Linked DNA regions of Homo sapiens: region 2 is linked to region 1. Evidence: chromatin loops called from intact Hi-C (ENCODE). Cell type or tissue: Calu3. All regions are shown on one strand. Each heading gives the region's core, and the rest is flanking DNA. Links, peaks and the distances in the headings are about the cores only.

Region 1 (16,466 bases), core at 3,493-11,492:
CCATATTGGCATGCAAGACCGAGAGTACTGTTTTAAATAAACATGCCCTGGATTTATTCTAGTTTATAGGAAAAATAAAAATAATTTGCAAACCAGCAACAATTATTAACACAATTTTTGGTGACATTTCCCCCCACCCCTGTTGGAAAACAGTGGGTTTGAAAACCGCCGACCAAGAGTCGTGGGCCTTGAGTCACAGGCAGCGTGCAGAACCTCCTGAGGATGCTCCCTGTATCTGGTTCTGTGTTTCTGTGCCCTGGACTGCCGTTCTCCTTTCTTCTTGATAGCCTTTCTTTCCATGGGCTTTTTTATTTTTTTTTTCCGGAGACAGAGTCTTGCTCTGTCACCTAGGCTGGAGTGCAGTGGCATGATCTTGGCTCACTGCAACTTCTGCCTTCTGGGTTCAATGAATTCTTGTGCCTCAGCCTCCCAAAGTGCTGGGATTACAGATGTGAGCCACCGTGCCCGGCCCCAGGGGCATCTTGATTAAGCAATAGGAATGCAGTTAAGGAAGTGATGAAATTTATCAAAGAATCCTTAGGAAATGTCAGCTATAGCTCTTATCACCATGGCTGTCTGTAAAAGGGTGGTCCTGAGATGAAGTAGTCGCTGAGTGCTGGATTTTAAGACCTGTCTCACTGTATGGAATTCATATATCAAACACAATGAAAATGAAGCGTATGTGTGACAGTTGAGTATGAGACTTTTATTTTATTTTGTTTTTTTTTGAGCTAAGGAAGTAGGCAGGTAAACAGAAAACCTTCACTGCAGAATTGACACACTGTAGGGGAAAATTGCTTTGTCTGTCCAAAGATATGCTTAGCTGACGAGAAATTAAACAACATGATTGAGGAGGAAAACCTGAATAAGTGGAACACGGAAGTAAAAAAGGATTCTGTCACTATTTACGCCCATTATTCAAGTTGGAAGATGGGATGATTCTTAATTATTTATTTGGGTGTCAATGCGGATAGAAAATCACCATCATAGAAGGATACATTAAAATGAGTAAGAGATTTTCAAAATTCACAGAATAAGTATGTCTGGAATTTTGCAGGTTTTCAGGAGCCTGTTGAGTTCCAGGGTAGGAGAGAGATGTCACGCCAAATGACAGTTTTCTTGTTCAAGGAGCGTGAACACAACAGGCTGACAAAATTTGAAAAGAGCAGTGCTGATGAGCAAAAGGAAAGAGAAGAAAGGACGGCTCTGGGCTTCCTGCTCTCAGTGAGGCAAGCTGTGGGTTAGTGTCAGTTAACCAGATATGAGTATGCTTCCAGGAGTGTGGCATGGACTTGAGGAAGTGCCAGTTACCTATTCCCTGACATGATCTGTTCCCTCCACTCAGGGCCAGTGGACATCTGTATGTACGTTTCCCTTAATCCCATTATGTTTTTACTTGATACCAAGTAGCTCTTTTGTTTTGTTAGCAACAAAGCTTGATTTAATTTCTTGGTTTGCAGAGTAGATACTTAAGAAAAATGCAAAACTACTCTCACTTTGCTGTATAAGCAGCTAATTTTTTTTTTACCTTTTTATTTTATTTTTTAAAGGTTTTCTTTTTTTATCATTATACTTTAAGTTATGGGATCCATGTGCAGAACATACAGGTTTGTTACATAGGTATACATATGCCATGGTGGTTTGCTGTACCCATCAACCCGTCATCTACATTAGGTATTTCTCCTAATGCTATCCCTCCCCTAGCTCCCCATCCTCTGACGGTCCCTGGTGTGTGATGTTCCCCACCTGTATCCATGTGTTCTCATTGTTCAACTCCCACTTATGAGCGAGAACATGCGGTGTTTGGTTTTCTGTTCCTGTGTTAATTAGCTGAAAATGATGGCTTCCAGCTTCATCCATGTCCCTGCAAAGGACATGAACTCATCCTTTTGTATGGCTGCATAGCATTCCATGGTGTATATGTGCCACATTGTCTTTATCCAGTCTATCACTGATGGGCATTTGGGTTGGTTCCAAGTCTTTGCTTTTGTGAACAGTGAAGTGGCTAACTTTTCAAGGGACAGGAAATACAACCTGCCAATGATTAATATGGTGTTGGATTTTTGTCTTCATGTGCAGCACTTCCAGTGATTTAGTGCATTCCTTTGTGGATTGGGGTTCGGCCAAGGTGCCTCTTTTGGCATATGAAGAGTTTGACCTTTGACGTGGATACGAAAGAGTGGGAGAAAGTGCAGAGGTTCCCACCAAACTCCCATACTAACTGCAGAAAGCTGTGAGGTGTGGAGAGTGAAGGAACACAAAGTGATGATTCTCTCTCTTAAATCATAAGTCTGGGTCCAGTGTTGACTTTTAACTACCTTCCTGTTTCCACATGCTGAGATTCTTCTCTGATACCTTAAGCACTCTGCTCAGTGTTTTTCTTCATTGCATCTGTCAGTTACATGAAAATCCCCTTTGGTCACTGAGATCCAAACCTTGCCGGTGTGTCATTGAGCCAGGTCAAGTCTTCGATATGACTGTGCTCCTACCCTCAACCCAGCCTTTGGCGTTTGTGCCTTAGTGACTGCAGAAGCCTCTTAGTCTTCCCATCTCCACCTTGCTCTATACCCCTGCCTTGACCCTAGCTGGCCAATAGTAAAAATCCCCTCCCAAAATATTTTTAAGTAAACAAACAAACAATACAAAATAACGTTTAAAAATAGAAAATGAAAAGTTAAAAAAAATCCTAAATGTTTATCTCCTCACCTTATTTAGCCTAGTCTGAACTCTAAAGATTTTCCTAGTGCTTCAAAAACTATAATGTCTGCACGTTCTCCTAATCTTAAACTACCCTGAATTGTTTATCTCTTTCTCATCGTGTATGTCCCTCTCCACCATAAAATTTTAAATTTCCGAAGGGTCCTGCACAGCTCATAATAAAATACCAAGAGCACGGGAGTCATTGAATTAATAATTGTTGAATTAAATTAAGTACATCTGGTAAAATCCCTTTGAATAGCTCATTGGTAATGGAATCTGGTATGTTTGTATGTGGGGAGCAAACTGGGATATGTCGTTCTGTATTGTTGAACACAATAGTGTCCCTCCAGAAAAACACTGTTGATTTTGTGTGATTCATTGACAGATTCAAAGGATGGTGTAACCATCTGTTTTCTAAAGCTCCTGAGAAAAGAACAAAAGGATTGGGCTTGGAGTTGAGAATGAGAAGAAGGGGGTAGATAAAATGTAGAATTTTTTGCACTGCTTAGCTTGTGTAACAATTGACCGGATTAGCCAGGAACTCTGCCACCTCCTTCCTGAGTATGAATAAAAAGGAGTAGTTTCTCCTTTGATGGAGATGCTGGACACAGCTTTTCCTAGATGACCTTTCTGGCCTGGTCCAATTCTGCATTTTTAATTGGAGTGTTTTTCTTCCTTATTCTCCAGATTTATTTTTTAAATTAACAAAAGAAGTACGTTTTTTAAAAAAAATCTGAGGATTCAGAAATTTATAAACCAAAAGCCTCTGCTCCAATTACTTTTCTTGGAACTAACCGTGATTATTGCAGTCATGATTATTTGCTCTATGTATTTTCATGCTGTTTAAATAGAGACACGTGTGTGTACATGTCATGGCTTTTTTGAAAATGTGATTAAGGTTTTCATCCTGTCCTTCAGTTTGCATCTATCCTCATCATTGTCATGTGTGAGTGCGTAAGTCTCATTTCTTTTTAATGGTTATGTAGAGTTTCTCTGTATAGAGAAACACCATAATTTTGTAATTGTGCCCATATAGATGTATATTTGGGTTTTTCCAAAATTTACTGTTAAACATAATGCTACAAATAGCCTTTGTGCTTTTACTACAAGCTTGTCAAAAATATGAACTCAATTTATCACATGCTTTCTTTACATTCTTTGCTGAGATAACCATGTGGTTTTTCTCCTCCAAACTATTGACATATATAGGGTAGCTTAAAGTCGTCAAACAAGGTGAAAATTGAGTCCTGCCATAATTATCTTTGAAAATCCATTAAATCATCCCTGTTTGTGCTCTAGCATTTCTCAGTAAGAGCAGCTCAGCCCAATTGTTTTTTTCCAGTATTGGAACAGAATGTTGTTTCTTTGGTTGAACCCATATGAAGTGGTTGGCTTGTGTTCTAGAGCCATCTATTATCAAAGACAATTGTTATCAGTTTTGTTATTGTTGTTGTTTGATTTTGTCTTGTTTTTAGCTTACATCGTTGAAATTCATAAACTAGAGGTACATGTGCCGCTGTGACACTGTAATGAGCCACCTCATTAGATGGCTCCTTGAATTTTTGAATTAAGACCTACTTGGTCTGTGATGGGTTTATTTTTTTGTTCTGCTTTTAATACACTGGTGAATTCATTGTGCTGCCCCGTTTTGTGAATTCATGTGAGTTTTTCTCTGTGTATTCTTCACAAGTTCTCTAATAAATAATTTTTTCTGTGTTCTGTAATGTACTATTAATAAAACTTTCAAGTGGTATTTTTCTGGCATTTCCCCCGTTTTTAAATCACCATTTATACTTTGGCAGAAATTACTTTGAGATTGATGACTGCAGCTTTCCAAATTGATTTATTCTAGGCAAGCATCTTCTACTATTCTTGAAATTTGGAGGCCATGGAGGTTCTGTTTTTAAGGCTGATATGTTGCTGTTTCAAATTATACTTGAAACTCCGAACATATGGAGCTTTTCATCCACCCTTCCATCACCCACGTAAATGAATATCATAATTTTATTTTCATTTGGCCTCATGAATCTCAGTGCCCACACATTGTGATTGAGACTGACAGTGTGGTTGAAGTTTTGTTGGGGAGATCAGAGAGCATCTGGTCAGAATGTTTCTCCTCCTCTAATTTCTGATTCCTTTATCTTACGAGATACAGCAGAGCCAGCCCCATGAACACTTGGAAAGTGCAGCTCTGGAATATCAATGGAGCCCTCTCTCCTGTCTGTTGGGAACCAGGAGCAAAGGCAAATTGGGAATGCATTTTTCAGTGTCTACAGGAAGTTTGAAGTGTATTTATTAACACAAAATGCATCTGTTGGGCTGCAGTGATGAGATTAATCCTCATTTTTAAATATTTGATCTGTAATTGATTAAGCCCTTGAAGCTTTTGCTGTAGTACAAATTTAGACTACTGATGTGCCTGGGAAGTGCACCAGGTTCTGAATTATACAGCGGGTTGCATAGTGGGCAACCTTCAAACCAGAGAACACCTGGGGCCAGCAGGAGTGGGAATACTGAAAAAGTGAAGGGCGCACTGGAATTTTTTAAAATTTATTTTGGTGATGACTCTGAAGGGAAAGGCAGTGTTGAAACTGTCTGAGAACATAAAGCCTTGGAATTAACTGCTGCTAGAAACGAGGGAAAGCCAAACTGTGTTAGTTAGTAAAAGAGAAAGAAGGGGTTGTTCTTGTGATGCATAGCCTCTGACACCTTGGCCCCTTTCCTAAAAATATAGTTCCCATATGTGGAGTTTCACAGGCACCTCATGGGCTTGGGAAGGTCTGTGATCCTAGGGGAGAAATAAAATGACTGGTTCTTGAAAATACATTTGAGGGCTTGAATTCTTCAGCTTTGGCAAGAATCTTAACCAAAGGTCTCATGCTGATAGGGCTGAGATCGGCTTCTCTGTGCTTGTGTATTGTCTTGTTGGGCTTGTCCAACATCCAAAATCCACAGGCCATAACATGCAGAAATCTTAGCTACTTAACATCATTTTTAAGAGCTCTTTTGTTATGGTCATTGCTTATATCTTTAATGTCATCTCCTGTTGCATTCTTGAACACTAGACCTAACCTTATTGAGCTGTCGTATAAGCTTAAATTATTAGTATTTTTTGAGATGGAGTCTCGCTGTGTTCCCCAGGCTGGTCCTGAACCCCTGGGCCCAAGAGAGTCTCCAACCTCAGCCTCCGGAGTAGCTGGGACTACAGGCACATGCCACACGCCCAGCTGTGTATGCTTAAATACGAGGTGACTCTAATAGAAGGCATTCCTCCATTTAGCTAATGAGAAGAATGAGGGAGAAAATGCTTTTGTTTTGCCAACTTGAGTAGATAAGCTTTTAGGACTATAGGTGAAATAGGAAACGCCTATTTATAATATTTATTGAACTAGACATACAATAATATAATTTACAAATCTCTGTGCCCACATGTTATAGGAATGTGCACGCAGGGCTCACCAGTAGTGAGATGAGTGAGGTGTTTGTGTCTGAAGATCCAAATGACTGTTGTTTCAGAGAATGTCAGAGCTGGAAGCACCCTTAGAGATCCTGTCCATGGTCCTTACCTCACAGATAACGAAACTGAGGCTCAGTGTGGGCACACAGCAGGCTGTGGCAGAGCTGAGTTCCTACTTTTTCTCAAATTGGAGTAGGAGTATCTCTGGAGGATGTAGGTATCCAAGGTAATATGCCCCAGGGGCTAAATATGGTACACCTCAACAAATTATCTATTTAACCCGAATATTTGGTCATACAAGTTAAGTAGTTGAACTATAAATATTTTATACATGTTTTTACGTAAAAAAACAGACACAGGTTACTCTGGTATACAGCACAAGATTCATATAAAAGTTTAAGATAAACTAAGACATCAGGAAATTTGAGGCAGTTATTTTAGGCTTCACCTCCAGATCATTAGAAGAAATTCATTCAGTGTCTGGCCATGTAAAAGGGTATAAACATTAGGAGAAATGTTTAAGAGCTTCTGCACTACACCACTTAGAGTAGTGTACGGATGCTGTCCCTCATGTAAAACTTCAGTCATCGAATCTTAATTTAGGTGAACAAAAACTCGCAAGCCCAGGCACAAGTGCAACAGCTCTGTGTACCACCGACAGATGGCGCTGGCGGTCATTTATGTGATGCCCTTTTGAGTTGGGAACAAATATTTTTTAATACTCACCTTCGCAGAACCTGTCATAACACATACATTGAGAAACTAGGATAGAAGAAAGCAATTTATCATACTTGATTATGGCCTGGTGGCATATCACCTAAGATTAATTGATTCCCTTCTACTATAATTTTATACTCATAAAGAATTGAAATAATTTCTTTTAACACTTTAATAGTGGTTAGGGCCCACCCTTGATAGAGTGCACTGGTAGTACGTGCTTTAAAGGAATGAATTTGAATTATAGTTACAAGTCTGTTTCCTCCGAAATCAGTTTCTAGTAAATGGATTTATTGGTATCTGATCAACTGAATTGATAACATGCAATTTCTGAGCAGAATTCTATTGTGGTTTCATAATCCAGGACATTTTCTCCTTCTTCTCCGTGCCTTACAGACACCCTTCTATTCAGTATCCTTTTAAGGATGTTTTTCCCCCTCTTCAATGAAGATTGTTCCTATTTTTACTTTAACAACCCCAGGCACTTTCAAATGTAATCATTTTCATCCTATTTTTACACATGGGTATATAAAGTAAGTGTGACCTAAACCGATATAATCTGATATATCTATAAATTAGTAAAATTTTTTAAAAATGGCTTCTTTGTCAGCGATTTATCATCAGCAGTTTCTCCTTTGGAGCTTAATTAGCATATACAAATACAGCAAAGACTAATTCTCTAAAGTACTTTCTTGCCATGGAACAGATTTGTTTTGAGTTGGAGATAGGATCTGGGATTGTCAGACTAAAGCCTCCATGTCTGAAGTGTAGACAATGCCCACTTTTTTCTTTTGCATTTTGCTTCTTAAATGACATGAAAGCATTTCATGAATCTGAAAAGAGGAGCACACTCCCCAGTGTCATTTGGAGTCAAGGTTTCTAGTAAATTCAGTTTTGGCAATACTGGTTTGGGGATTTTTTTTTCCACCCAGGAATGCAGCAACCACTTTGCATAATGGGAAAATTGCATCTCCAATTTGGGATTCAGTTTTTACCTACCTCAGGTGTGTGAAGTGGAAACTAACCTTTTTGTAGTGATAATTGTGCCCAATTTTGTATCTATGGTGAACTGATTGTAAGTCTATCACGGGTCAGCTTTTGGCCAGATTTCCTTATGAGGATTTCCTTATGAGGATTGGAGTTGTAGGAACTTTTTTTGGTCATTACACCCTCTCTGTGCAGTGTGAATAGAAGCCTGTCAAGGAGGGAAGTGATGGGTATCTGAGTGATTTCACAGACTGGATTGTTAGCCATGGAAAGGTTTGACACACAGTCTAGCTTTGCCCACTCAGTAGCTAGATAAAGAAATTGAGGCACAGAGAGGGCAAGTAACTTTCTCAAGATGACATAACTAATTGGTGACAAATGATGGACTATTCTATGGGACCCCTTGACACTCTGATTCTCTGAATCAGTGATAAGACTTGCTATCTGCATTTTTAACCCATTAAAAATATACCCTAGGCATTTCTAATATGTAGCCAGGTTTAGGAATTCCCTACTTTCTTTCTTTTAATTTATAGCAGTGGTTTTCAACCGGTGGCAGTTTTGAATTGCAGGGGGCATTTGGCCAGCTCATTTGGGTGAGTTGGTTCCTATGGGAGACATTTTTAATTGTCACAAATGTCGATTGCTCCTGGTATCTAGTCAGTAAGAGCCGAGGATACTGCTGCACATCCTACAGTGCATAGCAATGCAGAGCAAAGATTTATCCAGCCCCAAATGCCAGTAGTGCCAAGATTGAGAAACACCTGCTTTACAGTGATTCATAGCATTGGCTCTAGAGTGCCAAATCCCGGTTCAAATTTTAGCTCTTACCAGCTCTGTAGTACTAGGCAACATAATCAGTCTCTTGAAGCTCAGTTGTCTCATCTGTAAAATGGGGATATTAACAGTTTTACTTCACAGGGTTGTGGTGAGGAGTAATGTAAAGTGCTTAGAAGAATTGCATGGCTGATTCTACATTCTCAATAAGCATTAGGTATTATGATAAATATTAACATCATTACAATTCATGAGTTTCAGTTATTTTACATCATAAAACAGCTAAAAACAGTGAATGAATAGCTCCCAACAGGAGAAAGTTACATAAAGCACTTTGGTACATTCTAGAGGCTTAATACATGCTTGTTGGTTTTTACTTAATTAAAGAATATGAATGTGGTTGTATATGTGCCTGTTTACCTTGGCTATTTTTCTGTTTATATCTAGTAAGAGTGATAAGTAGCAAATTTGCCCAGTTTCAGGGCAAGGGCTATATTTATCTGCATTAACTATGGAGACCACTGAGGTTCCCGGGGAAGAGATGAACAGTGGATAAGCTCCATGGGTACCAAACATGATCCCAGAGAAAGAAACACGTACCAACTATGTGGTTCATTAGCTTTGCAAAAAATCTTAGCAAGATTGTAAACTCATTGCAGGTAAAGACCTTTGTTATAATTCTTCTGTAGTCCATAATGTCTATGGCTATGTCAGACATATTGATGGTACTCTATAAATAATTATTTTGGGGTTGAGGATTTGAGAGCAACCTCTAAATTTTCATGAAACCTACATAAAAGCCAGGAATTCAAATAACTCAGATTCTGCTTGAGCCATATTAAAAAAAACTTCAATGTTGGCAATAATGAAGCCAAGCACTTATGTGTATATATATATATACACACATGGCATATGTGTTATATATGTGTGTATGTATACATATGTATGTATATGCATATATATGAGGAGTCTTCAAAAAGTTCCTGGAAAGTACACAATAGGATACAACTATACATGGATTTCAATGTTTTTTCCCCACAAGAAACTCATACTAACTTGTTATAAAGTAGCTGAACAGGATCTAGTTTCAGGTACTAAGAATGATGAGACATCAGTTTGAAAAGAACTTCTAATCGAGCAACATGAATTCTGCTAAAATCGAAACAAGAACAAATATCAAATTTGTGGTGAAATCACTGATGCTTTACCAAAAGTTTATGGGGGCAATGGCTCAGAGAAATCCACAGTTTACAAATGGATAATTCATTTTAAGAAAAGATGAGATGATGTTGAAGATGAAGCCCACAGTGGCAGACCATCCACATCAATTTGCAAGGAAAAAAATTGATCTTGTTTGTGCTCTAATTGAAAGGGACCGACAACAGCACAAATAATAACCAACACCATAGGCATCTCAATTGGTTCAGCTTACACAATTCTGGCTGAAAAACTAAAGTTGAGCAAACTTTCCACTGGATAGGTGCCAAAACCATTGCACCTAGATCAGCTGCAGACAAGAGCAGAGCTTTCAACTGCAATTTTAAACAAGTGGGATCAAGATCCTGAAGCATTTCTTTGAAGAATTGTAACAGGAAATGAAACATGGCTTTATCAGTAGAATCCCGAAGACAAAACACAATCAAAGCAATGGCTACTAAGCGGTGGAAGTGGTTTAGTCAAAGCAAAAGCAGACTGGTCGAGAGCAAAGGTCTTGACAACAGTTATTTGGACTCTTCAAGACATTCTGCTTGTCGACTTTCTGGAGGACCAAAGGATGATAACATCTGCTTATTATGAGAGTGCTTTGAGAAAGTTAATCAAAGCTTTAACAGAAAAATGCCAGGGAAAACTTGACCAAAGAGTCCTTCTCCACCATGACAGTGTTCCTTCCTGCTCATTCCTCTCATCAAACAAGAGCAATTTTGCAAGAGTTTCAATGGGAAATCATGAGTCAACTTTACAGTCCTGATTTGGCTCCTTGTGACTTCTTTTTGTTTTCTAATCTTAAAAAGTCTGTAAGGGACACCCATTTTTTTCTTCAGTTAAAAATGTAAAAAAGGCTGGGTGCAATGGCTCACAGGGTCAGGATTTCAAGTCCAGCCTGGCCAAGATGGTGAAACCCTGTCTCTACTAAAAATACAAAAATTAGCCAGGCTTGGTGGCAGGCACCTGTAATCCCAGCTACTCAGGAGGCTGAGGTAGAGAATTGCTTGAACCTGGGAGGTGGAGGTTGCAGTGAGCCGAGATTGTGCCCCTGCACTGCACTCCAGCCTGGGCAACAGAGCGAGACTCCATCTCAAGAAAATAAACAAATAAATAAAGATAATGTAAAAAAAGACAACATTGACATGGTTAAATTCCCAGGACCTTCAGTTCTTTAAGAATGGACTAAATGGCGGCTGGGCACAGTGGCTCACACCTGTAATCCCAGCTCTTTGGGAGGTCGAGGCAGGTGGATCACAAGGTCAGGAGTTCAAGACCAACCTGGCCAAGATGGTGAAACCCCGTCTCTACTAAAAGTACAAAAATTACAGCACGCCTGTAACCCCAGCTACTTAGGAGGCTGAGGCAGCAGAATCAATTGAACCTAGGGGGCAGAGGTTGCAGTGAGCTGAGATTGCACCACTGCACTCCAGCCTGGGCGACAGAGTGAGACTCCGTGTCAAAAAAAAAAAAAAAAAAAAAAGAAAAAAAAGGACTAAATGGCTGGTTCATCACTCACAAGAGAGTTTTGAACTGGTTGGAGCTTGCGTTGAGAAATAAAGTTTATATTTTTAATTTTTATCTTTTAATTCCATTTTTACACAAACTTTTTGAAAATATGATGTTTATGTGGTATGCTGATAAATGTTTAACACCTGGCTCTGGCAGGGGATGACTGATGTCTCTGAGTACGAAGGTAGGAAGAGGTGCTAACATTTGACTCTCATGAGCCAGTATAAGCTTACTCCAGTGCACAACTATTTAATAGCACTTGTGTGCCAGGTACTATGCTAAGTGCCTTATTAAGTGTATTCGTTCATTTAAACCTCACGTCAACCCTTCTGGTGTAGTGGTATTATTGTCATCCCCATCTTGCAGATGGAAAAACTGAGGCACAAAGAGTTTAAATGCCTAGCCCAAGGTCACATGGCCTGTTAGTGACAGAGTTAGGATGAGAACCTAAGCAGCCTGGGTTTGGAGTTCATGGTCTGAATCTCAACATTATACTATTATCTCTCAGAAAAACCTGATGTTACTAATTTACGTTTTCATTAAATTAACAGAAACATTACACAGGGAGCAAACTCTTAGTACGTAGCTATACTTGATGAAAATCCCTTGCACTGTGCCATACACATGTCCAGCTGCAGGTGGGAGTGTTAAAAAAAATTGGTTTCTTCTTGGCTGGGTGCGGTGGGTCATGCCTGTAATCCCAGCACTTTGGGAGGCCAAGGTGGGTGGATTACTTGTGCCCAGGAGTTCGAGACCAGCCTGGGCAACATGGCAGAACACCATTGCTACAAAAAATGCAAATATTAGCTGAGTGTGTTGGTGTAGTCCTAGCTACTCAGGAGGCTGAGGAGGGAGGATCACTTGAGCCCAGGAGGTTGAGGCTGCACGGAGCCATGATTGCACCACTGTGCACCAGCCCGGGTGAAAAAATGAGATCCTGTCTCATAAAATAATAAAATAAAATTCAATTGGTTTCTTCTTTAAGAGTATAGAATTCATCCTGAGAACACAGTCATTCCTCCTGGTGCTCTCACTTGTCCCACACACGCAGGCATTCCTTCCCCAGTCTGTGCAAAACACACATCACACTTCTCATGCGGTAGCATCTCTGATGGCCTTGGAAAGTATAATTAAGTTTTACCTTCTGGCTGCTTTTCTCCCAGGAATCGGCCACCGTGGAATTCTGATGAACCAAACTGTGTTCTGTATTATATTCGTTCATGCTATTTAAATCATTTTGAAACCTCCCCTCCCATGCTGGTCCACCCATCTCTGATACCCACATACTGTAGTCCTACTTTCCCAATTTTGAATTGTCCCTGAAGGCCTAGCCCATTGCCCCTTCTTCATGGGAGCCTTCCTCATGGCATCAAATAATTTAGATAAATGATTTTTGAAAATGAAAGTGTCTATAATTTGAACACCTTTTTTCCTCTGTTCTCATTCCGGGCAGAAGGAATGCCATTTTCACTCACTGCGAACAAATAGGACACTGCTGTTTATCTTGCAGGAGACCATTGTTTTTCTCATGCTCATCTTTCCCAGTGGGATAATTGTAGGTATGTCTGAAGGCTTCATCTAGTTTGGGATGGATGTTTTCATGGAGGAAAGGGTATTGAAGCGCAGCGCTCATCTCCCCCTAATGGTGGACCTTGCCTGTGGTCATGAGCAAAGGGTGCAGCTGTGGAATTTCTGGAAGAGTCCAAAGCTGTCTCCGTGATTGATCTGTGATGAATCCTTGCACTGGAGAAATAAGGGTAAGGAATTTTCATCAGAATGTGGAGATGGCCATGAGGGGGAGGTTGTTTCATCTTTTTCTATGGCCTCCACCAGCAGGATAATAAAATAACACTTCTCAGCATTGTTTCCTGGAACTTATAGGTTTGTAAAGGAAACGCATGGTCAAATCAGTTTGGGAATTGCTCACTGAAACATAGTTTAGACATGTGTCATTCCTATCTTCCCTTCAGGGCTTCTCAGAGCTTTTACTATGCTAATATGTGATTGAATGTCTATAAGGTTTTATAATAAGCAGCATTTTCCAAACTCACCTGCCTTGGAATTTTTTAGTCTCAAAGCATTCTCTCTGACTTGTGTTCAGTGGAATAGCCTTTGGAGAATTCTATACTGGAGAGAAAGATTGTTGGACATCTGGGGATGGCCATAAAAATCTATCCTGAGCATGAGTCTTGTCATCATTCTCTTAAGGAAGTATATTTCCAAATCACTATTTATAGTATCTCTGATTATCTTTTAATGCTCTTTGTACAGTGCCCTGGCTACTAAGATAATAGTACATTGTGAATGCACACACACACATGGAAAGTTTTAAAGAGGTGGGAAATTTGCCGAGAGTAACAGGGAGTTGATGGTGAATCCCTGCTCTGGACTGATCAACATGAGTCAGTGTATCTGTGATTAGTACTGAAGGGCTCCTAACTCAGCAGGTAGACTTCTGGCTAGAGTTCTGGGTGGAGTTACTTTTTCAGTGACCATATGGAAAGTGTTTGAATTTTTTTTTCCTTAATGGTTTAAAAAAGTTGTGGCCTGGAAGCAAGGATATAAGCCAAACAATTTCACAGCATGAGCCCTCTGTAACTGTAAGGCGCTCTATGGTATACAGATTTATCAAAAGTAGGAAGAATAGTTTTTTTAAAGATTTTTGTTGGTTTTGTTAGCATGATGTATCACAGTGGTTCATAAACATGGGTCTGTGGATGAGGAGCCTTTAAAACATTTAGATTTCTGGGCCCCGCTGTTGAAATTTAGGAACTTTGAGGGGAAAGCCCAGGAAATGTTCCAAGAGTGATCCACATACTGTCAGTTCTTGTTTTTGTGTCTGTGTGTAGTTATGTTGTATAAGGTCACCATGAACACTTAATTAGCAAATACTGATCTGCTAAGGGAAATACAGGATTAGGTTCCTGTGAACTTCTGGTCACATTTTCATCAACTGATCAATACATAATTGTATCTTACTTGTATTTCTGTTTAATGACACTTTAATGTTCATTTCTTTCAAATCACATATGCAGTATTTCTTTATAATAAGATGTCACTGAGAAGGGTTGAACACTTTCCTGATCCTTTACAGCAATGCTGTTCACTATGTTTTTTCAAATTTTTCTTCTCACAAATCCACAAATTTAGCCTGTTTTCCATCTTTTCCATAGCCTCATCATGCACTATAGATGTTACCTTGGCAATCTGTGGCTTGGCCTCAGATCAGCCAATTTCCGTTTTCTTTTTCTGGACATATATTATTGTGGATTCATTAACACCGAATTCACAGCTAAGAGCCCTGTAACTCATGCCTGAATGAAGCATATCCAGCACACCATTTTCTCTGTAAGGCTGGTAAGTTTTAAAGAGGTAGGAAATTTGCTGAGTGTGACAGGGAGTCAAGGGTGAACACTTGCTTTAGATTGATAGCATGAGTCAGTGTATCTATGATTAGTACTCAAAGGCTCTTCTGCCTCAGCAGGTAGACTTCTGGCTAGAATTTTGGGTGGGGTTACTTTTTCAAGACCACATGGAAGATGTTTGAATTTTTTTAATGGTTTAGGGCAGTTGTTGCTTGGAAGCAAAAATATAGGCCATATACAGCCTTCTTGCACTTAGAAACACTATATAGACTTCAGCACTACAATTGGAGGTCATTTTAAACAGAGAAATTACCATCAAAAAGCACAAAAATGTGAAAGAATGGCACTAAATAGACTGTAAAAAGCACATTTGTTCACAGTGTGAGACCTGAAACAGAAGGACAGGCCATGGTCTTGTTTGATCTCCACTGGAAACATACTCATTGGGCAACTACAATTTTTCACTGCTCTGTACATGCCCATAAAATGTCGTGAAAGTGCTGTGAGTATTGATTTTGAGGTTTCAAATAAAATTCAGTGAGTAGGCAAATATGCAAATATGGAATCTGTTAATAGTGAAGATTGACTATTTTTCTCCACAGAAACTGGAATGAGAAACCACTGGTGTGGTCGAGTTCAAATTCCTCCCCTTTGCCACTTGGATAAGTTATTTAATTTATCTTGGCCAGAGTTTTTTCGTCTGTAAAATGTGGCAATATCAGAAGCTACCTTGTAGGGTTGTTACGAGCATTAAATGAGATTATGATCTGAGAACAATAGCTTATACATATACATATTCTCTGAATAAGCGCTATTAGCCTTTATTGTTATTGGTGGTAGTAATGATGTTACTAGACTCAGAGACAGTAAACCTGAGTATAGTGTCTACCTGGGCCACGTTATGCAAGTGGCTTATTTTTTCTGGATCTCTTGTTTTGTTTTTCATGAAATACATACTGTAATAATTTCTTGGCGAACCTGTTATGAGCATTCTGTGAAATATCCTAGGTGACAATTTGTTCAGCACTGAAGCCCATTGCAATAGTAGTTGGGAACTGTTGCAATGGCATGGAGCAGTATGAATGTAGCCTACCATTTGTAATGATCATAAGTATCACTTAGTTGAGATATATGTTTCATAATGAACATATTATTTCTTCATGAGGATTTAACATTTTTGGGTTAAAGCCCTATCTGTCAACACGACTTGACATATTATAGTTGTTATTAACTGTAACTATCATTCCTTTGCTATAGGTCAGTGGTTCACAGTGGGGTTGCTTTTGATCCCTAGGGGACATCTGGCAATGTCTGGAGACATTTTTGGCCATCACAACTCGGGGAGGTACTACTACTGACTACTGACCTAGTGGGTTTAGGTCAAAGATACTGCTGAACATCTTACAGTGCACAAGGAACCTTGACAAGGAAGAACAAGGCAGCCCCAAATGTCGGTAGTGTCAAGGCTGAAAAGTTCCCCACTAACTGAAGGCTCCCCAAGGGCTGCCACTGTGGCTTGCTCACTGTCCTGAACCCTGGCACAGGAATGGATACCCAGTGGGCCCTCAATAGATACCTCTTGAATGAAGTAATCTGTAAAGACACAAAGCCCTTTAGTTTGGCGTTTCTGCAGTTGGTTTCATGACCTTTGAATTTTAGGATTCCACATTTGACTCCTCTTCTCCGTTCTGATTTTATTTTTAAGATGTTAATTGTGCTATATTTCAAACATAAGGAAAAAATAATAT
Region 2 (16,466 bases), core at 3,072-11,071, 190 kb after region 1:
AGGCTGGAGTGCAGTGGCGCAGTCTCAGCTCACTGCACCCTCCCCCTCCCATGTTCAAGCGATTCTCCTGCCTCAGCCTCCTGAGTAGCTGGAACTACAGGTGCATGCCACTGTGCCCGGCTAAGTTTTTATATTTTAGTAGAGACAGGGTTTCACCGTGTTGGCCAGGATGGTCTCGATCTCATGACTTCGTGATCCGCCTGCATCGACCTCCCATAGTACTGGGATTACAGGCGTGAGCCACCGAGCCTGGCCGAGATGGCTCATAAGTTTTTGGAACTGACCAGAGTATATTATATTGACTCTTAAAAGCTGAGAGCCAAATGGAATGTTTATTAAATGCCATATACCCTCATCGGAGTAGGGCTGGAAAGACATTTAGAGAACTTCCACTGTCTTTGCCTCCCCTGGACAAGTCCCCTGATGGTGGCTGCTGTCTATTGGTGGACACTAACAAGCATGCAAGCCCTGCTGTCACACTGCCTGAGTTTGATTCTCAGCCCCTTTGCTATTGAGCTGTGTGCCCTCCGGCAAGTTGCTTAATGCTGCATGTCTCCATTTTCCCATTGGTAAAATGAGGATAATAATAGTGCTTCCTCAGAGGTAGGGCTAAATGAGACAATAATTGGAAAGGGCTTAGCAGAGTGTCTGACACATGTAAGCTCTCCTTCAGCATTAGCTTTTGTATTTACACGCACCTAGTTCAAAATTGCTCCTGTAGTGGATCCCTTTCCCCTCTACTAGTCAGTAAACCAGCAGATTTGCCAGTAAAATGTCTTTATTTACTTCCCAGGTACTCACCATCTTTTTTCCCCTCCTGAAATTGCTTTCTCCAGACCTCTGCTGGTTCCAGAGAGGAAAAGTCTACCACAACAACACAAAGCACTCTTTAAAGGAAGACATATATAAATGTTTAAGTAACAGTAATAAGTGTACATGATGGAATAGTTCCTACAGCAAAAGCCTTAAAACTAGCTAAGTCCTACTTGTTTCCCCTCTTCCATATAGGTAACCACTATTAAAGATGCTAGTGCAAATATTCAGAAAACTTATATGTACACAACATATATGTATATCTCGTTTACTTCACTCTGTTATTGCCGTTTGCCCTTAACATACCCTGGAGATCTTTCCACATTACCGCATACAGTTTCACCTCATTCTTTATAAATGCTGCATAGTGTCCCAGTGAATGAGTATATATATATCTCTACATCTATCTATGTATCTATCTGTCTATCTGTATATAAATATATAACTTATTTAACCAGCCCCCTGCAGATGGACATTTTAAATGTCCCCTGCCTCACCTCCCCCTTCTGTTTTTGGTGGTCGTGTTATAAACAGTGCTTCAAGTATATTGTTACGCAATTATGAGCATAACTATAGGGTAAGTTTCTGGCAGCACAGTTTTAAAGCAAGCCTTTTAATGCATATATAGTTTATTTCAACAAATATTTATTGAGTATTTATTTCAGGTCAGACTTTTTTTGTGAGGCAAGGGATATGATGTACAGGGCAGTAGACCAAAACTACCTGACTTTGAAGGTGCTTATGTTTTTTAATTAATTATTTTTGCTAGGGCTTGTGTGGCACATAGTAGGTGCTCTTCAAAGTGCATTATATGCACAAATTCATTTAATCTTCCTAACAAGCCTATGAGGTAGGTTCTATTTATGTCCATTTTACAGAAGAGGAGTATGAGGCCCAGAAATGCCAGTAATCTCTTCTTAGTTCACATGGTAAATCAAAGATAGAGCTGGGATTCAGATTCAGGCACTCTGGCCACAGAGTCTACACTCTTCCCACACTCAGTCTTGTGAGGCAGATTAAACATAAACAATTTTGCTGGGCGTGGTGGCGGATACCTGTAATCCCAGCACTTTGGGAGGCTGAGGTGGGAGGATTGCTTGAGCTCAGGAGCTCGCGACCAGCCTGGGCAACATGGCAAAACCCCATCTCTATAAAAAAATACAAAAATGAGCTGGGCACGGTGGCGTGCACCTGTAATCCCAGCTACTCGGGAAGCTGAGGTGGGAGAATCCCCTGATCCTGGGAAGTTCGAGGCTGCAGTGAGCCAAGATCACACCACTGCACTCCAGCCTGGGCAACAGGAGCAAGACTCTGTGTAATATATGAATGAATGAATGTAAACAATTTTAAGAAAAGTGATGAGTAGGCCGGGTGTAGTGGCTCATGCCTATAATCCCAGCACTTTGGGAGGCCAAGGCAGGCGGATCATTTTAGGTCAGGAATTCGACACAAGCCTGGCCAACATGGTAAAATCCCCTCTGTACCAAAAAAAAATATAAAAATTAGCTGGGCTTGGTGGTGCATGCCTATAGTCCCAGCTACTTGGGAGGCTGAGGTGGGAGAATCACTTGAACCCAAGAGGCAGATGTTGCAGTGAGCTGAGATTGTGCCACTGCACTCCAGCCTGGGTGACAAAGTGAGACCCTGTCTCAAAAAACAAAAAAAAAAGAAAAAAAGTTATGAGTGTTTTGAGAGAAACTACACAGCGCTCCAGAAGCTTATAGAAAGCTTCATCTAGTTTTGGCAGACTCCCTAGAGGAGGCGAAGCTATGAGAGGACTGTGTTAGGTCAGGTGAGAGGCTGGGAGATGGTGTTTGAATTTAGTAATCAGCATGGGCCATGGGGCCTGAATCCACAGAGAACGATGTGATGATGAACCAAGAGAGGATTAGAAGGATGGCTTCTAGAAAGGGAGGGGAAGCAAGCACACCCTGTTTCCCTTAGAACCACTGCTATCCTGTAAGAACTTCCTTCCATGCTGGGAATGTTCAGTATTCTGTACTGTCCATTATGGCAGCCAGTGGTTCTTGTGATTGAGAAACCAAGTTTTAAATTAACTTTAATTCAACATAAACTCATTTAAATTTAAGTAGCCACACATGGCTGGTGGCTTCAGTTTTAGAATAAAAGCTTCTGAAAGGAAGGTTGAGGACCTGCTCAACAAGATCTCTGTCCTCACCAGCTGACTTCACAAAGCAAAGCAGGTCTTAAGAGTTAAGCTCCTTTAAAAAAGAATCATCGTGTTGAATCTTCCCAAAGAGGATGTTATGCAGAGGAGTGGTGATCTTCTTTTGTGGATACATTCTATGACAGGCAAGATGGCAGACAAATAGAGTGAACCAGTGAAGCCTCAAGGCCCAGTAACCTTCAGAATTCTCTTTCAGGCCCAATATTTGCTTGATTTACATTGGTCGGTTGTAGGACTTTACAGCTGGAAATGCAGTAAAGTTAGTTTCTTCAGATGATAGAACTGAAATCCAGAGAGAGCTTGCTTTAAGATACTTCAGGGAGTTAGGGACATAGCCTGGCCAAATGTTGCAGGACTGGGATGCTTTTATTTCCCTTTGCCTGAAAAGTAATGCTTCTTTTGTAGCCTCAGTTACTAGTTTGTGAGTTCATTCATTTATTCATTAAAGATAAAATGCTGAACAAAAGCAGATATGGTTGTGGTCACTGTCTTTATGGGTCTTAAATGTCTAGTGAACAAGACACTTTATTTAAATAAACGAATATCCAATTGTAAGTGTGCGAAGGTCTTTAAAGGAGACCATAAGACAGGGAGAGTGGATGTCTGTGGAATCAAGAAAAAGTACCTCTGTAGAAGTAGTAATTGAAGTGAGATCTGATGGTTGAGCTGGAGTTAGGTTGCTGGATTTAGCAAATAAAAACGCGGAACACCCTGTCTTGCATTTCATCTGGCAACCACAGTTGGAGTTGGCTTTGAACCACGTTGGTGATGGTGGTGGTAAATAGTCAGCTGAATCTGGAGATATTTATGTGAAAAGCTGAATTTGTTAATGTATTGGTTATTGTGAGAACGAGGTAGAAAAGACAGATGATGACAATCCTCCTAAGATAACTCCTAGTTTCTGTCTTCTATTACTGGATAGATAGTGGTACCATTTGTGAAAATAAAAAATACTATAATTGGGGTAGGTTTGCCGGGCAGGGACTCCATCCTGAAACTTTCTATCCACCGACAGCTGTAATGCTGAGAGTAGCATTATACTCCCAACAGAGTAGAGCCCCTTCCTGGCGATGTAAAGAATCTGATTATCATCCCTCACAAGGCATAGAAGTTATTAGTAGAGTTTGTCATTGATCTCTGCTTTACAATTTGAACCAGCTCCTCATTCTGTCACTGAACAGAATTGGCATCAAAGCAAGGTAAAGAAGACAAGAATAAGCACATCTTTCCAACTTGGCCCAACTTCCTAATTGTGGCACTGAGCTTATTTATTTGATATGGTGCTTAAAATAAATCAGCTGAACCATTTCCCTTTTCCCTTGCTTTTCTTTTTTTTTCTGTTGACATTTTTGCTCTGCAAGACAGGTCACTGCCTCAGCCAGCCCTTGGGACTTCTCTAGGAGAGAGTTTACAAGGGATGAACTATTCAGTGGAGGGTGGGGATCCAGACATGGCTGTTTTACAAATGCCTCTGGGTAGAAGAGGCTGATTATACACTTTGAGCATTGCAAAGGTTTTCCTTCAGCATAGAAGTGCAGTGCCAGGGTGACATTTCAAATTGGAGTTATGGGTTGCATATTTCTGCATGTTAATTAGGAAGAGGATGTCAGCATTCAATAATGTTATTGTTTTGCTTCCTAGAAGGTCTGCAAAAAGGCAGCTGCCAATGGTATAATTTTTGGGGACACAGAGATAAAATAGGGGTGAAGAGAGTTCTTGTTTCTGGTTAAAGAAAGCGAGACTGTCTAGAGTCCTGTTCTTTGGCAGGCCTTAGAAGCAGTCTGTTGTGATGAGCTCTGTTGGCAAACTCTGTCGTAGAATGTTCTCTGTTGATAATGAAAGTGACCAAATGAAATCTGTGCTATAATTGGCTGTTCTTCTGCTTATGAAGATGGGGGGAGCTGGCGAAGTTTTCTTTAATTCCCTGCTTAGAGATCCCCAAATATTCCTGGAGTTAAAAGTGTAGATGTCAGAGACAGACTAATCTGTATTTAAATGCCAGTCATCATCTTTGACTTGTGTAAATATCAGTTTCTTTATGTGAAAATGGGAATATTGATGCCTTTTTTTCTCTAAGATTGTTTATAAAGATTAGAGTAAGTGAATATATGCGTAGTGACACTTAATATGTGCACGATAAAGGTAACTTTAAAAAATGTTGTTCTTTGAATATGTGTTGTGATAATACACTCTTTTACACATTAACCCTATTATCTATCTACAACATCAGGCCTGATTGGAGACTGGCAGAGTTGATTATAGGCTAACATTGTGTCAAGCACAGTGCTGGGTGCTTTATACACATTATCTAATTTAATCTTGACAAAAACCTATTAGGTTGCCATGATTTTTGTCTTTATACTGTGTGAACTGAGGCTGAAGAGAGAGAGGTCCCTTACCTCACTCAGGGTCGTAAAACTCTTATGTTCTCCTGTTTGGTCTTGTATTAGAAACCAAATGGCACTGGCAAGAACAAACTGCTAATTATAGAACAGTGGTTTATTGTCCTTCTGTGCATGAACATCCTATTTTTGTAGGGTGGGGCAGGTAGGAAAAGGAAGAGTAAAAAGAAAGTATTGCAGTTTTATGAAGGAACTATCATGTGCTGAGCAAGCAAGTAGCAAAGTGAAGTGATGCAGATCTTGGTAATTCAAATGTAATTGACCGACTGGAAAGAAAGTGTTGTGAGTCATGCTATTAAAAACTGGATCCACAATACAGGTTTTTAGGAGGATCCCAGGCTGGAATTCATGTGCACTATCTGCCTTTATTCATTTACTCATTCTGCAGTGAATTACCGGGTAATGGTATGTGCCTGGCACTGCGTCAGGCCTGAGAACACAGTGGTACACAAAATCAGATGTGGCTCCTGGCCTCTTTGAGTTTATAGTCTAGAGGTGAAGACAGGTACTGATTAATTAAACAGTCTGCTATATACAATAAAGGGCATTAGGAAGGGGAGGTATGTGGTTCCTTGAGAACATATAAGAACTGATAAGGACAGCTTTGATCTAGTCTGTGGGGTCAGAGATACTGTTGCTGAGGATGAGCAGGTAGTAACAGGGTGAGGAGCAGAGGGAGGAGTGGGTGCAAGAGCTGTGAGATGGGGGAAGGGGGCACAGTTTACATGCTGGGGGCTGAAAGGCAACCAGTGAGGTCAGAGTGAAAAGAACAAGGTGAAGGCAATCAGGACAAGTGCTTGGAGAGTGGGCATGGGGCAGACCACTCAGGACCGTGAGGCCAAGGCAAAATCAGATATGCTGGATGTCCATGTATTCATGTACTCTATACATATTTGCACTATACATAAAGAGAGTAAGGTTTTTGTACCTCTCTCCCCCTCAAAAAAGAAAACAATTTTTGCCCCCTTGGGGGTGATATTGCCCCGTTGAAAATGCATGCTGTAGATTCCCAGCCATAGGTGGTCACTACCATCCTGTTCTCAGGCTTATTTGCAAAAGCTTGTCTCATAGGAAGAAGACAGACAAGTACCCCCAATTCCCACCCCCATTTACCTTGGACCAGCCATGTAACTCCATGGCAGGCGTTTCTGCCACTTTGGGCCTTTATGTTTGTCATCTGCAAAAGAGGAATGATTTTCTCTGTCCCAAATGGCTTTGCTACACAAACAGTGTGATCCATGGATCTCAGGCCCACCCTGATCATTACTTAATGTAATTTAATTGTTTGCACATTGAAGCTTGACAAAACTGATGTATGCCATATAGAATGGTTGTGAAGATCGTGTTTCAGTCCAATTTTTACTTTGTATTTCCCATGCCTGGCATTAAAAAGGTTTTCTGTAAGGAAATGAATGAATGAATAGTAAATTTGTATAATTTGAAAGCCATATAGATTTGATTCATCCTAGCTTAAATTCCAGGGTTACAATCCTCCTTAAATATTTTATAAAGCCCTAAAAATTGATTTGCAGTGCCTATTAATTTTTAAATGTGTGTCAGAAAAATATTTTCTTTGGCTTTGTCCTGGCCAGAGATTTTGCTTGTTAATTAAGGCCAGCAGTGGCTTCCTCTTAAGTCCTCCTTTGCCCTCCGCTTTCCTCCCTGGCTACCCTCCCTGTTGAGATTTGTTGTAGAACCAGTTCTGAAAATAGCAGCAGAGAGAACAAGTTTCCACTTGGGAGGGAGCCCAGCCACTGCAGGAAACGTGTGTTGGATAACGCAGAGCCTGTGGGATAATCAGCCTCACGGCTCCTAGACACTGTGCAGCCTGCCAAGTGATAGCCCCAATTAAGTTTTTAATCACTTACAATTTTTCAGATGATTTTTATTTAATACTGTTAAGTCGCGCATACTGTCTGTAAGGTTTGTGTTTCTACATGGCTAGACTTTGTAAGGTTTGTGTTTCTGCTGTGGCTAGACTTTGCTTGATTGTGATGAGAGTGCAAACCATTGCAAAGGTGGAATACTTTCTGGAAGGTTAGAGTCATGAACTCAAATGCCTGAGGGGCCAGACAGGTCAGGTAAGAGGGTGCATAGAGGCAAAGAAGACCACTGGTGACTGTGGCAAACTGGAGCAAGCATGACCCATCCTGCCCATTGCTGCACGGTAAGGGCAGTTCACAGCAGAATAAGAGAGCCAGAGTTGAAATAAGACAGCCAGAGTTTTTGTCCAAAAGCCCAGGGCCGAAAGCAAGCTCTCCAAAAATCAATTCACTCAAAGGCTAATCTGTGAATTATTGAAGACTTTTTGAAGTTTAAGGTTTTTTTACATCTACTCATGCCTCTGCTCATGCCCCTGTATCTGCCTATGCCCTTGCATTGCAGCAGCCTGAGGGCACTGTTCTAGATGGGGTCCAAGATCTTTGTCTGTCAAGGGTCAGGCAAAACCAAGAGGAGGAGCAAAAATTTCTCTGCAGAAATCCTTGATTTAGTATGTTCATGTGAATTGGCTTTAGACACATACTTGCTTTTCAACATCCTCTATAAGAGATGGAGTCCCTGGAACCAGACTTTACAGTTTGTCAAACAGCATTGAGAATCCAGACTTAACTAGAAGCTTTCTAATTTTAAATGTTGGTCACTAATCCAAATTATTTTGAAACAGTGGCGTATGAAAGTTTGAACACTCTGCAGTTAGAAAACCACTAGACAGAATCTTTTCTGTAAAGGTTGTAGGTTTCAGTACGGGAAATAAGAAATAGTGGAGAGATTTGGATAATTATAACACTATCTCATATTTAACACCTTATAGTTTACAGAGTACCTTTGAAAACTCTGCATTAGTTAATTTTCACAATAATCCTATGAGGTTGCTACAGCTGGTGCTACCATTCCCATTTCACAGAGAAAGTACTAGAGAGACTGAGTGTTAGAAGACTTGGTTATTTGGTTATTGACAGGTTTGCTTGCTTAGTGCTCAGTTACCATGTGCAGCACTTTGCATACATGATCTCTTTGATCCTCAAAACAATGTAGTATGGGTGTCATTTTAAAGACTGAAAACATGTGATAGCAACTTTAGGTAGCATTTATCTACCCTCACCATAGTGGCAGACTTCAGCATAGGTTAAAGGCAGACCGTCTCATTTTGTCTTCCTAACAGCTATTCTAGGTGTAAACTAGGTTCTCTTAGAATCCCAAGTTAAAGGCGGACAAAGACTGGCCCAGAGTCACACAGCCAGTTAGTTAGTAGTGGGCTTTCAACTCTGAGCTGTCTCTTCCAAGCCTTTTACCCCATGATATGGTGTGCCAAGGCTCTGCAGTATTGCTCATGGGCCACTCATTAGATTAAAGCCAGTGAAATTGCTTATGTTTGACAGTTTATATCTTCTACAACAGCAATTTCATATGGTTCAATCTAATATTATCTACTTTATCTGCCTCCATTCAATGTTAAACTAATTTTCAGAAACAGGAAACCATTGTGAACAAGTGGATTGTTTTGGGTTGTTTGTAATTGCATTAACAAATCTGCTAATCATTTATTAACTTAAGAAAGATTTTGAACTTGAAAAGTGAGGGTAGGTACCTAATGGAAAATCCACACATATTTGTCAAAGTTAAGTGGAACTTTTATTTTCCAAGCACTTATTATTTCTGCCATAAATGCAGATGTTGAAGTTTTCATTGATTTTAAATGATTAATAATTTTATGAATGCTACTTCAGTTTAATGGCACTGAAACTGAGTGATATGGTTAGGAAATTATGCATATAAAAATTACGAGGGAGGGGTTCCACATCTTTCAGTAGAAGTTTCTTATTTATAGACATTGGCCTTAATTTAACATCTAACTTGAAAATGTACATGATGTCGTGATATAATAATGATTAAGGAATGAAAATTAAATTCATTAGAGCTTTGTCTCTCTCCTTTTTTTCTCACTATGCAGATTATTTTTAAAATAGTTAACCATCATACTTTCCTAAACTTCACTAAAGAGTCTTCAGTTAATGAGAAAGTTAACAGTTTGGCCTAGTTACTTACACCTTCAATGAAGGCATGAGACATCCTTTGATACAACCACTGTAGAAATGCAAGATTAAGTGCATTTCTTGTTTGACACGTGCTAATTTCTTCTTTGCTCAAGTGTTAGCCCCTAAAGACACATGTGGAATGCCTTTCTTCAAGCTGATTCGACTCAATTCTAGCGCCTGTAAGTTGGAAACCTGAAAGAAGATTTTTGAAGATAAGGATAGATTACTTCCTATGAAAACACTTGAATGATTGAGTTGAGTATAAGCCACCAGAATGTGCGTATCAGGTTTCTACCTGGCACCCTTCAAATTTGAACGTGATGCTCTTTCATGTACTGCATTTAAAAAAATGTGTATGTTGAGTTTTCCTGCTGATACAGACTATTACACTCCTCTCAAAGAAAGTGGGTGTGTATCTCTATAAATTTTGATGATTCAAAAAACATTTTAAAAAATTTTAAAACTTTTTATCTTAAAAAAGAAACCTTATTGGCCAGGCATGGTGGCTCATGCCTGTAATCCCAGCATTTTGGGAGGCTGAGGCAGGTGGATCACCTCAGGTCAGGAGTTCCAGACCAACCTGGCCAACATGGTGAAATCCCGTCTCTACTAAAAATACAAAAAAGTTAGCCAGGCGTGGTGGTGCATGCCTATAGTTCCAGCTACTTGGGAGGCTGAGACTGGAGAATCGCTTGAACCTGGGAGGTGAAGGTTGCAGTGAGCCGAGATCGTGCCATTGCACTCCAGCCTGGGTGATGCAGCAAGACTCCATCTCAAAAAAAAAAAAAAAAAAGAAACCTTATTTATAAGAATAAAGCCTGATAGAAGCAATTTTTTTTTTTTTGAGATAGGATCTAGTTCTTTCACCCAGGCTGGAGTGCAGTACCACGATCTCTGCTTACTGTATCCTTGACTTCCCAGGCTTAAGAAATCCTTCCCTCTTCAGCACCCCCAAGTAGCTGGGACTACAGGAGAGTACCACCAAGCCTGGCTAATTTTTGTATATTTTTTAGAGACAGGATTTTACCATGTTGCCCAGGCTGGTCTTGAACTTCTGAGCTCATGTGGTTAGCCCGCCTCAGCCTCCCAATGTGCTGGTATTAGAGGCATGATCCACTGTACCCTGCTGAGAAGCAAATTCTTTATTATCTGTATGTCTCACGGAGACCAGGCTATTACCGTCTCCTTTTGTGGTTTTTTGTGTTTTTTTTTTTTTTGGTGCTTGTGTAATAAAATGTGTTTGTTATGTAACTATGTACTGAGGTTAGACAATGGGGTTGGATCCTTAGGAAGATACAGTGTGTACAGGATTTATTATTATTTACAAATTCTGTTTTACTAAGCATAGAATTACAAACATTAGTTAGGATTGATCCAGCATCTCAGAATCATTTCCTGTCTTCCTGGCCTTACTCTAAAAGATGTGAAGTGGTAAATGGATCGATGGCATTCTAAGGTTGATGTCTTTTATTATGTAGCCGCTGAATATTATTGATTATCAACTGTGTTTTTCAAACTTTGATCTTGATGAACCACCCTTTGTGATTTTGTTCATATGAGAACATGTATTATTTATTTAATGTTATCTTTAAAATAACTTTAAAAAAATAGCTTACTTTTTAACTTTTCAAAAGGAAACTCTTATTACTACCATCCCTATTATGTATTCAGCTGATTAATTTCTTATTATATAAAACTGTCTTTTTAAACTTTAAGTGAAAAATAAGTCAATTTTTTAAAGTATTGCTTTTTTTCTTAAATTCTAAAGGCAAACTTTATATTGGTATCATAACTTACCAGTGAGATTTCTCTATGGCAAATTAAAAATATATGTATCTATTAAAATAAAAAAATTAAAATGTAAAAATCTATTTATGTACAAGTGAGAGTCACATAGCACACTATAGTGGGACCTAAATCAAACTGGGAAAGAGTGGCTGAAAGTGAAGATGGGCCACTACTGGAAGAGTGACCCATACTGGGTGCCACCATTGACACAGGGTTTTCTGTTAAAGCTTGGCAAGGGTTTTTTCCTACCCCGCATGACTCTGAGAGTCAAGCCTGCCATTCAGCTAAAGAGGCGCCACGTGGGGTTTACTGTCCTCCTTTTTAAATATTGCCCTGGTTCCCTCTTGACGAGTCCCCTTATTAAGGGAAAGTGACCTCAACTTTTTAGGCCTGTAAGGATGCCGGCAGTAATGAATTTTTTAATCTTCTGTGAGGCTTGCTCTAAATTGGATTCAGCATTATGCTGGTGCATATATGTAAAAAGATGACCAATTGATATTCAAATGTAATGAGGAGGAAGGTTTACTATTCAGCATAGCCTCCTTTGTTTTTAGCCCTAGTAGGTTGTTTGCACTAAAACAATACAGCTTTCCTCTTCCCATCTGAAATTACTGTGTCTAGCTGGATAGGAAAGATATCTCTTCTAACCCACTCCAGAAATAAAATACAGTTTGTTCTGGTTTTCTAGTTTAATTTTTTTTTTAATGTGCCTAGAGATTTGGATGTGAAGTCTTAAAAAAAAACACAAAGTATTCCTTTTGAAACATGCAAATGTGTCTCTCCATCACCTAGGAAACTATTATGGGACACCCAAGCCTCCTAGCCAGCCAGTCAGTGGGAAAGTGATCACGACGGATGCCTTGCACAGCCTTCAGTCTGGCTCTAAGCAGTCGACCCCGAAGCGAACCAAGTCCTACAATGATATGCAAAATGCTGGCATAGTCCACGCGGAGAATGAGGAGGAGGATGACGTTCCTGAAATGAACAGCAGCTTTACAGGTAAAGGTCAGATCATGTTGCCCTCAATGGACCTGGGGAAGGGATGACGAGGAGGCTTTTGCATAGAGTTTTGAAAAGGATGCTGTTCTCAGGAGGGATTTTGTAGAGTCGCCAAAATTCAAACTTGGACCACACAGTGCTTGCAGAAGAGATGGTCCTTTCCCTGGTCTTCTTTTCATGCCCCTTTACAAGAATATTTTAACTTCATCAGAATACCTTAAAGGAGCTGGGGGTGAATGTATGAAGAAGGCAAACGAGAAATCAGCATGGTTTCTTTCTCTTCAAAATGATATATGTATATAAATATCTGTATTTTGTTCATTGATTTTTTTTGGGGGGGGTAACTTGCAGCATCTCTATCATTATGGCTGGTTGCTATGAAGCAAAATATGAGAATGTGTTTTATCAGTTTAATGTCAGTTGATGCTGTATAGAAGGCCAGCAGCATCCTCTTATATCTTTGAAAGCAGAGATATAATGGAAGGATATTATGTGTTCAGTTAACTTACGCAAAATTGTTATATGCCTTAAAAGGGAGAAAGATGGAAAAGTAAAATTCTAACATTATATCTATATATGCATTCTATATTATATAGCCTATGTATTACTGACTATATTATATATATTTTATCTATATTCAGGGCTGTCTACCTCCGAGCTTAGGTATGTTGTATTTTATGAAGGGATTTTCAAGGACAAGGCCTTTGGGTAAGGCCATACAGGCTGAGTACTGCACAACTCCAGGGGGTACCATTTGCAGGGTATGATGTGTGTTCCCTGAAGGGCAAAGATTGCAGTGAGCCGAGATTGCACCACTGCACTCTAGTGTGGGTGACAGAACAAGACTCTGTCTCAAAAAATATAAATAAAAAAAAAAAAATAATAATAATAATAATAATGTTGCGTGTTCCTTGGGTTAGTGCAGTGACCCAGAAGAGCTCAAGAATATTTTTTACTATATGAAGATTTGACCTTACATAGTAACTCCAAATGTAACAGCTGAGTAAGATAGGAGTAACTTCAGTCTACAGTGTTGTGGATTAGACGAACACCTTGTTTCTTCTGTTGTTATTGTACTTAAATATTGCCTTTAATATTTTAGAGTTATAGCCATGAATAAGTTATCCGTTTTCAACATATGAGATTATCCTCTCCCATAGTGGCCTTTTCTCACATTATTATACTTTGGTCATTGTTTGATTAGCATCAGCTCCAATGAAGGTGGAGATGAGTGGACTGTTTTCCCCTGTGCTACCAACTCTAACAGAATATTTAGGAAAAGTTTGTTATTTATGAATGCTGTTTGCAACCTGTATGGGCCTCACTTAGGTTTTTTAAAATTTATTAGCTAAGCTCAGAGGACTAAAATTTATCAAATGGAAATAAAATTTTTTGGATGAGTTTATTGTCATAGCAGTAGGATAGCCAAACATCTGTGCAAGAAGTGTTAGGTAAAGACAGAGGAGATTTGTTTGTTACCCTGGCTTGGCTCTTGGTAGTTGTCTTTTTAGAAACATTATGCCTAACTCATCCATATGTAAAATGACTCGCTAGGATTGGATCATGTCTGAGTTTCCCCTTTTAGCTGTATGAATTTGACTCCATGAAAATTTCTGTTTTCTCAATTAGAATGGGTTAGGCCAGTGCCTGCCCAATAGTTGTAATATCTAGAAGAAATTTGCCACCTTGTACCTATGTTTTAATTGAAATCAGCTGTTTTCATTCATTTAGGAATCTTTCATCTGTTTATAGTGGCCCTTACCAAAATGAAAACAGATCATGAAACATGTTAACATTTCTTTCAAAAAATCTCATACTTTAATGCCTTGATATTTTGATAAATAAGAATAGCAAATCATGGTATAACCTAAACCATAGTTGTGGTCACAGAAACAGAAGACTTTGGGGGTAGTGTGCGGCAAAACAGTTCTGCCAAGCAGATTGGGTGGTCCCCAAGAAGCTTGTGTGCCTGTATTTGTCCTCTATTTATTAAATAGATTTTTTGGTAGAAAGAAGGAACAAAGTAGAGGTAGTTTACTGTAAGTCTAGATGCAATTTCCTGTTTCTAACTACTATCAATCTCTCTCTCTAGAAGCCATGCCTCAGAAAATCTGACCTCATAAAATCCCCACTTGAAATCCTGGCATCTTAGAACAACTTGTGGGCCCAGATCATCATGGCCAAAATCAGTCTGATGATTAGTTTCCACACAAAACAGAAAGCCAAGTGACACCTGATTGTGTTCCTCACGTTCTTGTCTGATACCAAGAAGGCCAATAGGGTGCACTGAGGAAAAAGTGGCCTTGAGATATGCACGTGATGGGACCTCTTCACAATGTATGGAGCACGTTGACTGTCCCCTCACTTACAACAGTGTACCTGCGACAGCTGACAATCTGTCATACACTAACTCATGCTAAATCTTTCAAATAATTAACACTACCCAGTCCATAAGTATGTGAAACTAGTGGTATCAAAGCATTTTGTGTTCTGAACCACATTAAATAGGAATCCACCAGCCAGTTTGCACGTAAAGTGACAGTGGCATAATGAGGTGTCGGCTTCTGCTTGGGCCAGCTATGATAAAGGCATGAGCATCATATCAAAATGTAGAAATATTATGAAGCCATTAAATATTATATTTACCAGGATATTTTTAATAACTTGCTGCTGTTTCTATCTTAGCTGCCTTTTGCTTGAGTGTTTTGAAGAAGGTATGTCTCACTAAGACGCCTAAGTAACGTTGGGACTGTGCAGACAAAAGATCAAGGAGCCTATTGGCCAGAAGCATCTGGGAAGGCAGCCCACCCCTCCTTTCTGCAGTCATTGATTAAGGCAGAAGCTGAACAGTGAGCAGTCATCCCAGATGCTCACCATGGAACTGACTGTGAACACAAAGCAATGGGACAGTCTTCTACAAATTGTGCCCAAATTATTGACCTAAAAAGAGCCCTTGAGAAAGAACACTTCCTATGTGGGCTTAATGAAGGTAGAGTTAGACTGTTGGCCAAAGCACAGATATATACACAAACAAAGACTTTTGCAAAAATATTGTGTTTATTAGAGACAACTTAGAAAGTGTGTAACAAGGATTACATGCCTGTAATCCCAGCACTTTGGGAAACTGAGGCGGGCAGATCACCTGAGGTCAGGAGTTCAAGACCAGCCTGGCCAACATGGTAAAACTCCATCTCTACTAAAAATACAAAAATTAGCTGAGTATGGTGGTGGGTGCCTGTAATACAAGCTACTCAGGAGGCCAAGGCAGGAGAATCACTTGAACCCCGGAGGCAGAGGTTGCAGTGAGCCGAGGCTGCACCATTGTACTCCAGCCTGGGTGACAGAGTGAAACTCCATCTCAAAAAAAAGAAAGAAGAAAGAAAATGTGTAACAAATCACCACAACTAAAAAGTAACAGATTCATTCATGAACACCTCTGAGAGACATCAAAACATTTCTTAATCATGTTTCTAGGCTTTTTTTTTTCCCAATAATCCCTGATATTCTTAAACATTAGGTTGCTGACACTTCTTTTTTGTTGGTAGAGAGTGATAAAGCATTGCTTTGGAAAGTTAAGAGATAATCATTTCTATAAGAGCTAATGTTTCTCAAGTATGGACTATATGGCAAGCACTTTGCTGAGTTCTTTATGCATATACCAGGGAGGTCAAATACCTTGTCCAGTATCGCAAAACTGGTGAGGGAGGGTCAGAGCTGCCACTGCAACCCAGAAAGTCTGATTCCACAGCCTGAGTGCACACCTAGTATGCTATTTGTGTTTTAAATCAAGTTCATCAGCTTTATGGAGCCTCAGAGATCATGATTGGTTGTACACAGTGGGAGATACACATAAACCTAAAAGCATGTATAATTTAAAACGAGCTTCAGAAATCTTCTTTGACTTGGCTTATGTTGTTGAAGTCACCTTGAAAAGTCCCCAAGAGTGAGTGAGTGTGCATGTGTGTGTGTGTGTGTGTGTATAAAAGCTTGGAAGCTTCTGATTTACTATTAATAAAAATGTCATTCATGTTCGTTTCTGTTTTACAAACGATTTTTATGTGTATTCCATAAACCTCCTGAAAATCTTGAGAGAGAAGCAATCCATATATTAACTTCCCAGTTTTGCAGATGAGAACCCTGAAGGACTGTGTACCTGTTACACCACTGAACAATGGGAAAACCAGGTTCCCTGTCTCCCCATTCCATCTTGTTCCAGTATTCCATTCTACCTGTCCTCTT

The links. Peaks named below come from ENCODE experiments on the same cell type or tissue, not always from the same donor. Only the 100,000 strongest peaks of a DNase experiment are listed, where the experiment ranks them.
Region 2: it touches region 1 in a loop (2.8-fold over the local background); 2 of 110 quality-filtered maps call a loop at or near these places.

The regions. Positions count from the first base shown.
Region 1 is chr3:65,663,421-65,679,886 of GRCh38, reverse strand. All of the region lies in intron 1 of MAGI1 (membrane associated guanylate kinase, WW and PDZ domain containing 1), which reads left to right. Among named protein-coding and RNA genes, the nearest start is that of MAGI1-AS1, 220 kb to the left of the region's middle. In Calu3, for the core only: a CTCF peak has its summit at 6,799 (motif pointing right); a DNase peak (open chromatin) is centred at 6,806.
Region 2 is chr3:65,474,353-65,490,818 of GRCh38, reverse strand. It overlaps MAGI1 (membrane associated guanylate kinase, WW and PDZ domain containing 1), which reads left to right. Exons shown (of 23, transcript NM_001033057.2): 4 at 12,021-12,227. Among named protein-coding and RNA genes, the nearest start is that of LINC02040, 310 kb to the right of the region's middle. In Calu3, for the core only: no CTCF peak of the experiment used is centred there; a DNase peak (open chromatin) is centred at 7,108.